2 separate regions of the Homo sapiens genome follow, and region 2 is linked to region 1. Evidence: chromatin contacts called from ENCODE Hi-C or POLR2A ChIA-PET data. All regions are on one chromosome and are shown on one strand. Each heading gives the region's core, a stretch centred on a gene start or an enhancer-like site at or near the end of the contact. The rest is flanking DNA. Distances are from core to core; before and after follow the strand shown. Region 1 holds the start of FAM215A (family with sequence similarity 215 member A). Region 2 holds the start of CD300LG (CD300 molecule like family member g).

The links. Hi-C counts contacts between places; a loop is a spot of excess contacts on that map. ChIA-PET counts read pairs that join two places held with the same protein, here RNA polymerase II (POLR2A). Pooled maps may share reads with other maps.
Region 2: a loop to region 1 is called in a map of astrocyte of the cerebellum, with 6 times the contacts of the local background. The contact joins the promoter of CD300LG here to the promoter of FAM215A in region 1. A Hi-C loop is called at or near these places in 2 of 168 maps with a recorded cell type or tissue (astrocyte of the cerebellum and endothelial cell of hepatic sinusoid), 1 of 37 single-sample maps with no recorded cell type and 3 of 50 pooled maps. POLR2A ChIA-PET finds 5 or more read pairs at or near these places in 3 of 52 experiments (GM12878, HCT116 and activated CD4-positive, alpha-beta T cell).

The regions. Positions count from the first base shown.
Region 1 is chr17:43,915,328-43,920,104 of GRCh38, reverse strand. It overlaps FAM215A (family with sequence similarity 215 member A), which reads right to left and starts at 2,897. Exons shown (of 1, transcript NR_026770.1): 1 at 2,118-2,897. LOC105371787 (a long non-coding RNA gene) reads left to right here and starts at 2,881. Exons shown (of 2, transcript XR_001752898.2): 1 at 2,881-2,967. It overlaps LOC107985086 (a long non-coding RNA gene), which reads right to left and starts at 1,258. Exons shown (of 2, transcript XR_001752899.2): 1 at 606-1,258. RefSeq lists enhancers at 1,433-2,253, 2,254-3,075.
Region 2 is chr17:43,845,214-43,849,990 of GRCh38, reverse strand. It overlaps CD300LG (CD300 molecule like family member g), which reads right to left and starts at 2,815. Exons shown (of 7, transcript NM_145273.4): 1 at 2,732-2,815; 2 at 1,098-1,433. The coding sequence starts at 2,774. It overlaps LOC107984979 (a long non-coding RNA gene), which reads right to left. Exons shown (of 3, transcript XR_001753057.2): 3 at 3,516-3,727. LOC107985077 (a long non-coding RNA gene) reads left to right here. Exons shown (of 2, transcript XR_001752896.2): 2 at 1-241.

The sequences.
Region 1 (4,777 bases), core at 1,648-4,147:
CGGGTGGATCATGAGGTCGGGAGATCGAGACCATCCTGACTAACATGGTGAAACTCCATCTCTACTAAAAAAATACAAAAAAAATTTGCCGGGTGTGGTGGCGGGCGCCTGTAATCCCAGCTACTTGGGAGGCTGAGGCAGGAGAATGGTGTGAACCCGGGAGGTGGAGCTTGCAATGAGCCGAGATTGTGCCACTGCACTCCAGCCTGGACAACAGAGCGAGACTCCGTCTCAAAAAAAAAAAAAAAAAAAGTTAAATGTGCACATGTATACCCTAAGTTTAAAAAAAAAAAAAGGAAAAAACATCTGGAAAAAAAGAAAAATGATAAATTAGAAAAAAAAGAAGACAATGCTCCTAGCATCCCCATCATTCAGGAATTTCCAAGGGTTTTAGGAGCTTTGTGTTAGGAACTGGGGGCAGAGACCAATATATATTTATATTTCTTTTTATGTTACACTACCCCAGATAGGAAAACAGAAATTACTCTAGATATTTCAAACAAATAGGGGTTGTATATAGGCAATTAGTGCTTATCACTGGAGGGGCTAGAGATGGTGAAGGTTGGGGGGAGGGGGTTGCACCACTGGCTTTCAGGCTACTTTACCACAGCTGATTTCCAGAGGATGGAAGAAGTCAGAAAACTTGGGAAACCGCTGCTGAGGTCCTTGCAGCCCCACAGTCCCCAGGCTGGTGACTGGTGGGGGAGTATGGAGTCCAGCTGATCACCAGAGGCCTGCACGCCTGCTGCTACGGGGGAAGAAAGGATGACTTCTACCTCCTTTCCACATTCCAAATTCCATGTGACTACATTTTATTGGCAGCACCCTGCTGGCAAGCGAGCCTTGATGTGTGCTTCCTGGGCTCCGGCACCTGCACAGAAAGGGCTGAAATTGGTAGGTGTTTGGGTGTCCGAGGGTTTGCAAAAGAAGAAGGCATGGAGTCTATGGTGGAGTCACATGGTGGAGATCTAGCTAAGTCAGAGGCCTGGAGAGGTGTCATTCTAGCTGGGCGGCAGGTGACACACAATCATCCCGAGTTGATTGGAAAAACACCTGGGATTGACCCGGAGTTTGTTCTGGAATGTTTTCACTGGAATGAAAGCTGAGCGGTCCGCAGGCCATATAGTATTGGAGAAAACATAGCCCTCATTCAAAAAGGCTGCCAGAGAAAAGGTGTCCACAAGGAAATTCAGGGGTTTTGTTTGTTTGTTTTGGGATTTTTTCTGGAGACAGTCTCACTCTGTCACCCAGGCTGGAGTGCAGTAGTGTGATCTCAACCTCCACCTTCCAGGTTCAAGTGATTCTCCTGCCGTAGCCTCCCAAGTAGCTTGGATTACAGGCACCCACCACCACACCCAGCTGATTTTTATTTTTATTTTTTGTAGAAACAAGATTTCACCATGTTGGCCAGGCTGGTCTTGAACTCCTGACCTCAAGTGATCCTCCTGCCTTGGCCTCCCAAAGTGCTGGGATTACAGGTGTGAGCCACCACGCCCAGCCAGGAAATTCAGTTTCTGAAAATACACCTGTGGATCTCTAGCCTTGAACATCCTTGTGTGCTGCTTTAAATGGCTGATCCTCAATGCCTCCCTTCCAACTCACACACGCTCGCTCCCCTACATCAATCTCCCAGAAAAAGGAACCTATTTTATTCTTTTCTTTTCTTTTTTTTTTTTTTTTTTTTTTTTAGAGACAGGCCTCACCTTGTTGCCCAGGCTGGTTTTGAACTCCTGGCCTCAAGTGATCCTCCGGCCTTGGCCTCCCAAGTTACTGAGTTCACAGGCGCGAGCCACCACGACCAGTGAAGCCTATATTAAGCCCTTTTATGCTCACTCTGCGATACTGCAGAGAGGGCAGGGAGGAAGCAGAGGTGCCCTGGCATCTTCAGCTGGCGGTGAGCAGGGCGCTGAGGGTGGGAGAGGCCGGGCGCCTGGGGATGGGAGGCAGGACCGCACCTTCACAGGGATGCTGCCACCCTACCCCGGAGGTCAGGGCCTCTCGCCCAGCTCTGGCTCTGAGGTCCTGGAGGGAGGGAGATGCTGTTGCGACTCAGAAGATCAGGGGAGGGCCACCCCCATTCGAGAAAAGTGAAAATCCTGAGCCTGAAGCAGAAGTGGAGACGGTTGGAGCGGAGGCTTCAGAGGGTGGCGTTGGGAAGAGGGTCTGGCGCCGCCGTGTGGACTGTTCGGGCTCACGGGGCTGAAGGCTCCGAAGACCGAGACCTGTGAACCGTGGGGAGGCTCCATGCGGATGGGGGCCACAGCCCCCGCCGGAGCCCCCACACTAGCCCTGGACTTCTCCACCGGCTTACGACATGATAGCTCAATAAGCTCCTTATTTAACGCACTGTTGTATCAGGTCCCTGTCGCAGCCACTGGCCCTATAGCCTAATAAAGGAGCGGGTGCACGCATTGGATTGGTGAGCTACCGCCACAGCAACAAGTCCTAATCAACCATCCCAAACGGTGGCTGGAACAAGGTTCTCGCAGGCCTGTGCTTGGGCTTGAACGCTGGGCCGGCCGCTGCGCTCTGTGGCTCCCTGCAGACCTGCGGATCGGCCAGGGGGCTCCGATCCTTTTGGGCCGTGGCTGAAGAAGCAGCGGCTGCACCAGAGAAGTCCTTCTGGGTGAAGGTGGAAGCGCACAGGGACCGCGGAACCGCCCAAGGCGTCTTCCGGCGTAGGCTCAGAACTGGCAGGCTTTCGTTTCTGCTTCATTCCATGGCCAGAGCAAGCCACGTGGGCAAGCCCGAAACCAGGGGGCGGGAAAGTACCCTCCACCCACAAGGAAACCATGGCAAGCGGTGGTTGCAGGTAGGGCTGAGGAATTGGGGCCGATAGTTCTATCTATCCCGGTGAGTGAGGAGACCTGCTTTGGGGGTTGCACAGTCTGGGTCTGCCCTTGCAGTGGTATCTGTCTCTGTGAAGACTCCACCACGGGTCGCCATCAGGTCAGAGACCCTGACAAGGTAAGAATTTGCATTTTCCTCTGCACACAACCCTGTTCCCTTCCCCTCCGCATGCCTAACACAACACTCCCTTCCCCCCCATGCCTAACAGAGAGAAAGGAGAGAGACAGTTCTTGAGCCCGGTTCTTCCTGCTTGAGCTTGGTGTGTCAACCAAAAGAGTCAAACTCTGTAAAATATTTGAAGGGATTTATTTTGAGCCTACTATGCATGACCAATGGCCCATGACAGCCTTCAGCAGATCCTGAGAACATGTGCCCAAGGTGATCAGGCCACAACTTGGTTTTATGTGTTTCAGGGAGACATCGGACATCAATAATATATGCGACATGTACAGTGGTTTGATCTGGAAAGGCTGGACAACTGGAATGGGGTTGGGGAAGTGGACGACTTCCAGGTTATAAGTAGATCGAAAGATTTTCTGATTGGCAATTGGTGGAAAGAGTTAAATTACTGTCTAAAGACTTAAAATCAACAGAAAGGAATGTTTGGGTTAAGATAAGAGATTGTGGAGACCAAGGTTTTATCACGCAGGTGAAGCCTCCAGGTGGCAGGCTTCAGAGAGAATAGACTGTAAATGTTTCCTTTCAGACTTAAAGAGTCTGTTCTATCAGTAAGTCCAAAAGGAGGGATCGTATAATTAGGCATGACTGGGCTCCCCTTCCCATCATGGCCTGAACTAGTTTTCAGGTTAACTTTGGAATGCCCTTTGCTGAGTGGAGAGGAGGAGTCCATTCAGATGGTTGGGTGAGCTTAGAATTTTATGTTTGGGTTTCAGTTGGCATCCAGTATCCCTTCCCCCAAGTTTGGGGCCCCTCCCAAAGGAGATAGGCCTGGGTCTCTCCTCACATCCTTGGGGGTCTCAGAACTGCAGACTCAAACCTTTTGCCTCAAGGAATCCCTTTGATGATTTGCATAAACCCTTGGGAGGCTGCAGGGGGGCTGCTCTGGAGCTGAGACACAGCGAGTCAATCTCCCTCCATCCCCCTTTTGTCTTGTTCTCACCCTGAGGCTGCAGGCCTCAAGTTTTTTGGCTGGATTCTTCCCAAAGCAGGTTGGGGGTGCAGGTACTGTAATCACCTGATGGGTTCTTCCTGCCTACTGCACAGACAAAACCAATCCACTGAGACCATGGCATTGCAGTAAAGAAAGAGTAATTGACACAAGGCCGGGCACACAGGAAATAGTTATTACTCAAATCGGTCTCCCCCAAAACTTGAAGATTAGTTTTTCAAAGATAGTTTGGTGGGCAGGGTCTAGGGTAGGGTAGAGGTGCTGCTGATTGGTTGGGCATGCAGATATAGGGGTATGGAAAATGGTCCTTGAATGCTGAGTCTGCTTCTGGTTGGCAGCCACAGGACTGGTTGAGTCACGAGTCTCGATGGAGCCAGAAATGCATAAAGAAACATCTTTCCTTATGCAGATGTTGATCAGCTGTGCTTACACATTCCTTTGTAAGGACAGGACAGTCTCCCCTAAGTTAGGGGACAAAAGTGACTCCTACTGATGGCATTAGCTCTGCCCCTACTCTCAGATGCAATGCCAGGGACTGTGAGGACTAGAGACCCTGGAGCTGCTGGCTGGGTGTGGTCGGGGGCCAGTTATCAGCCTCTCTGAACTCCATGTCCTTAGTACTAAACAGAAGCCCCTTTTGCAGGGTGGGCACTGGGAAGCACTGTTGGGGCCATCCTTTGTTGGTGGCCTCTTCTCTTCCATCTCCTCTGGGTTTTCACGGCTTTTTCAGGAGCAGGCCTTGCCACCCTGAGTGCCCTCCATGACCACAGCTACCTTCTGAGGAAAGAGGCCTCGGGG
Region 2 (4,777 bases), core at 1,566-4,065, 70 kb after region 1:
ATGTGAACACTGATAAGAATTGGAAGAGATAAGAGAATCTTGTAAATAATGAAGAACAGATTCAATGTGGTTCGATGCTGCTGCTATTTGGCAAGTTTAACTTTATTTCCTCAAATTAAAGATCCATGGATAAAGGAATAAAAAAAAAATAGGGGCTATGGTGGTAGGGATGGGCCTGGGATTGGGATAGGTCCCAGCTATGGGGCTAGGAGAGGAATAAAGCAGACATCAAAGCTGGAAACGACTTGTGTTTGAATCCCAGTTCCATCACTTCCTGCTGTGAGATCTTGGGCAAATCACTTAGTCTCTTGGAGCCTCAGTCCCTCATCCGTGAAATGGGGATACAAAGATGTACCTCGCCCACACTGGCCAGCAGACCAAGGCTCCCACTCCCCTGGGCCCTCTCTGGCTTCTTTCTCCTTAGCTCAGCAGGTCCACTTGGGGTTCTGGGCTCCCAGAGAGGTGCTTTATCCCCTACCCAGGCCCCATAGCTCCAGCCCCGGCCCCCTAGTGTCCCTGCATTTAACGATCCCTCCTTCAGGCATCCTACCCAGAGGCTGGTTCCCAGGCACTCTAGCACCTGTGGCTGGACTTCAATATCTGGGGAGGTGGAGGCCAGGAGGGGAGAGTTGAGGGCACAAGCAGGGCGAGGCCAGCATGTCCAGGGTGATGCTGTGGGCTGGGTCTGGAATGCAGCAATGGTTGGCCCAGCCTCGGGAGGCCTCAGGAATATCTCTGACACCAGGCGAGGAGTCTTCTTTATCCCCTGATATGTCTATCTTGTACCCAGCCTATGGAAATCTCCCTCCAGCACACCTGGGCAGAAAGGAAAGGCGCCGAGCCCAGCCCTGGACAGATCTGGGTCCGGTCCTGCTCTGACATCTACTACTGGTGTGACCTCGGGCAGCAAGAGTGAGACAATGGCCAAGACTCAGGCGGCTCCTTCTGTGCCCCAAGCCTTGCTCGGTGCTTGACCTGCATGATCTCCCTGAGGACTCAGTGCCCATAATGTTGGTACCAGGATTATGCCCCACCACCCCTCCCTCTTCCCTCTGCAGCTCCTGTCCCCAGCCTGGGGAAGGAGAGATATCTGTTACCTGGAAAGACGAACAGAGAGATCAGTAAAGACTCATCGGGGCCCCGTTTTTCGACCCCACACCAGTACTCCCCAGCGTCTTGCAGGGTGAGGTTCCACAGGGTCACAATGAGCGAGAGCTCCTGGCGGCTGTCACGGATGGACACCCTGCCCTTCATTGTCTCCTGGCCTTCTTCTTCTGCATAGATGGTGCCAGAGCAGCGAGAGAAGAGGATCCCACCCTTCCTGCACCAGTACTTCCGGTGGTCCCTCAGCTCTTCCCTGTAGGTGCACTGCAGGGACACAGTGTCCCCTTCGAACCCGCTGATTTCCTCTGGGCCCTCCAGGGCTTCATAACCTAAAATCAGAGCAGGAGTGGAGGTTGGAAAAACCAGGCTCCATGTACCAAGGTCAAGGCCAGAGCTTCCATTTTAGGAGGAAGAAGGAAGGCTTTTCTCAGTCATCCCTTCTGGGGACAGCCTTGGAAGAGCCATTACTAACCTCCCACGCTGGGGGAACTTGGGGCAGGGCTGTTGCTGTTTCCCTAACCCTGGCCCATTGAGGAATTGGGGTGCAGGGGTGGCGTTCTAGATTCAGATAGAATCTGACAGCCAGATAGCCAGCAGGGTTTCTGAGTGTTTTGTTTTGTTTTGTTTGTTTGTTTGTTTGTTTTTGAGATGGAGTCTCACTTTGCCGCCCAGGCTGGAGTGCAGTGGCCCGATGTCTGCTCACTGAAACTTCTGCCTCCCGGGTTCAGGTGATTCTCCTGCCTCAGCCTCCTGAGTACCTGGGACTACAGCCACGTGCTGCCATGCCCGGCTAATTTTTTGTATTTTTAGTAGAGACGGGGTTTCACCGTGTTAGCCAGGATGGTCTTGATCTCCTGACCTTGTGATCCGTCCGCCTCAGCCTCCCAAAGAGCTTGGATTACAGGCGTGAGCCACCGTGCCTGGTTTTGTTTTGTTTTTAGACAGGATCTCACTCTGTTGCCCAGGCTGGAGGGCAATGGTGCTCATGGCTCACTGTAGCCTTGACCTCTGGGGCTCAAGCGATCCTCCCACCTTAGCCTCCCACTAGCTAGGACTACAAGTGTGCACCACCATGCCTGGCTAATTTTGTTTGTTTGTTTGTTTGTTTGTTTGTAGAGATGGGGTCTCACTATTGCCAACTGAACAACTGACATCAGTTGTAGGATTTATCCTGATTTTAAGTGTTAGAAGGTAAAGAAAAAGAAAGCAAAAGAATTGATGAAACGTGATAATTCTTCATCTTTCAGGGTTGTGGGGAGAGGCATAGCCGAAATTCAACAAATATTTGCTGAGTTTAACAGGGCAACCAGATGGGGTGTCTTGTCCGCCTCCAGGCTTGGCACAGGGTAGAAAAATTAAGATTAGAGAGGCAAAGCAACTCTCACAGCCACATTGCCATGAGGGGAAACCCACAGGTCTGGAGAAAACCTGGCTCTAGGTTCCAGAAACAGCAAGTGCGGCCCCGGCGCCACCCCCACCTCCCCCCACCCCCAGCCCGCCCCGCTCCCCTAGGGCTGAGGAGGCTGAGGATAGGTGGGGTGGGGCTATCAGTCAGTCAAGAGGTCCTTTCCCTGCAGACCACAAGGGTGAGCCCCACATCCCTCCCGAGACCCTCTCCCCATCTCACCTGGGAGCAGCAGGCAACCCCATAGCAGGACCAGAAGCCGCATTCTGGGCGCTGGACACCGTGGGAGCAGACGCTGGGAACTGTGAGCTCCTCTTCAGTCACACGGGTCTTTAACTTTCTCTAGTCGCGTGAAACCAGGCCAAGGAAGCGAGGGGAGGGGCGTGTGGGTCATCCCTCCGCAGGCCCAGCCGGGGAGGCGCCTCTGCCTTCCCTTTTCTGAGCGCCCACGCGTGCCTACCCCAGGGCTCACCTTCCAGGACTGAAAACCCACACCAGAGTTTCTCCTAAACTCGTGCCCCTTCAAGGGGGCCTTAACCTGTGGTCCGTGCGCCCTAAGGGGTCTGTAAGTCGAATTCGCATGGGAAAAAGTTACATATTGACTTTCATCAACTTCTAATATTTAGCTTTTCCTCTTATTCAGAGTGTACTGTTAGCAGTACCTGCAACTTTGTTACCAATTACAATCACAGACACTGGCACATCAAGTTGTGGATATCTCGAAACGTCGTGTATACCCCTCACTGCTTGGAAAACAATGAGTTCCTAGACCTGCCCCTAGAGCTGGTTATTTACAATAATGAAACGGCTATTATTATATTACACATTTATAAAGAGTTTTAAGAATCATCTCACCAGTATTAGTTTTCTTTCCAGCATATATATTTTATTTATATATTTACCCGCCATTATACTGAGAGAGGGGTCCATAAACTTCACCAGACTGCCATGTGGTCAGTGGGACAGAAAGAAGCTTGCCCCTGGGGCAAGGCCCCTGGCCCCTCCTCCGCCCTTGCCTTTTGGAGGACGCAGTACTGCCCTTGGCCACGGGGCGGCGGTGCAGACGGGGCTGAGCAAAGCTGTAGGGCTGAGCTGGACCGGATTCCCTGGTGCCTTGGGCCTACAGCGCTGCAAGATAGGTCTCCTCCACGCCTGCGGAGTTGTTTTGGCATTTGAAAAAGTGAATTGGTGGTTTCTCCATCGCAGACTTGAATCCTCCTTGAAAGGACCAAAACAAACATGTACACTACTGGGAGCTCTGACACACTGGCTTCAAAAATGACTTTTTTTTTGGTTTGGTTGCAAAGTTCATACAGGTTGTAAGCAAAATTTTACACAATACAGAACGTAAAAAGGAAAGAAAGAAAAAAGGGAGTGCTTCTTGTAATTCCCCTTCTGCTTTAGAAAAGCACCATTAATATTTTGGCATATATCCTTCCAAATGTTCAGTTGGAATTTTACTGACTTGTCAGGTTAATATCTGAAGCATTAACTCAGTGGTTCTGGGAGGGAAGATTGTGTGTGTGTGAGTCTAGTAACGTGGGGAGAAGTGTTTTAATTTCACAATGACTGCGAAGCACTGCTGCCATTTAGTGGGCAGGGCCAGCTGTTCACGGTGGGGAAAACTGTTACCATGATCTCAGCCCCTGACTCTCTTTTACATGTACAGACTACAAAAGGTGATCTGTTTTTGCAGTTTTAAAAAAACACAGATTAAAAAATATTTATGGCCCAGCATGGTGGCTCACGCCTGTCATCCCAGCACTTTGGGAGGCTGAGGCGGGTGGATCACCTGAAGTCGGGAGTTTGAGACCAGCCTGACCAACATGGAGAAACCCAGTCTCTACTAAAAATATAAAATTAGCCAGGCATGGTGGTGTATGCCTGTAATCCCAGCTACTCAGGGAGGCTGAGGCAGGAGAATCGCTTGAACCCAGAAGGTGGAGGTTGTGGTGAGCTGAGATCACACCATTGCACTCCAGCCTAGGCAACAAGAGTGAAATTCTATCTAAAAAAAGAAAAAAAAGTATTTGTTTATTTACTTATTTTTGAGACAGGTCTCACTCTTGTTGCCCAAACTGGAGTGCAGTGGCGCCATCACAGCTCACTGCAGCCTCAAACTCCCAGGCTGAAGTGATCCTCCCACCTCAGCCTCCCAAGTAGCTGGCACTACAGGCGTGCACCACTGTTGCCTGGCTAATTTTTTATTTTTAGTAGAGACAGGGTCTTGTTATGTTGTCAGGCTTTTCTCAAACTCCTGGCTTCATG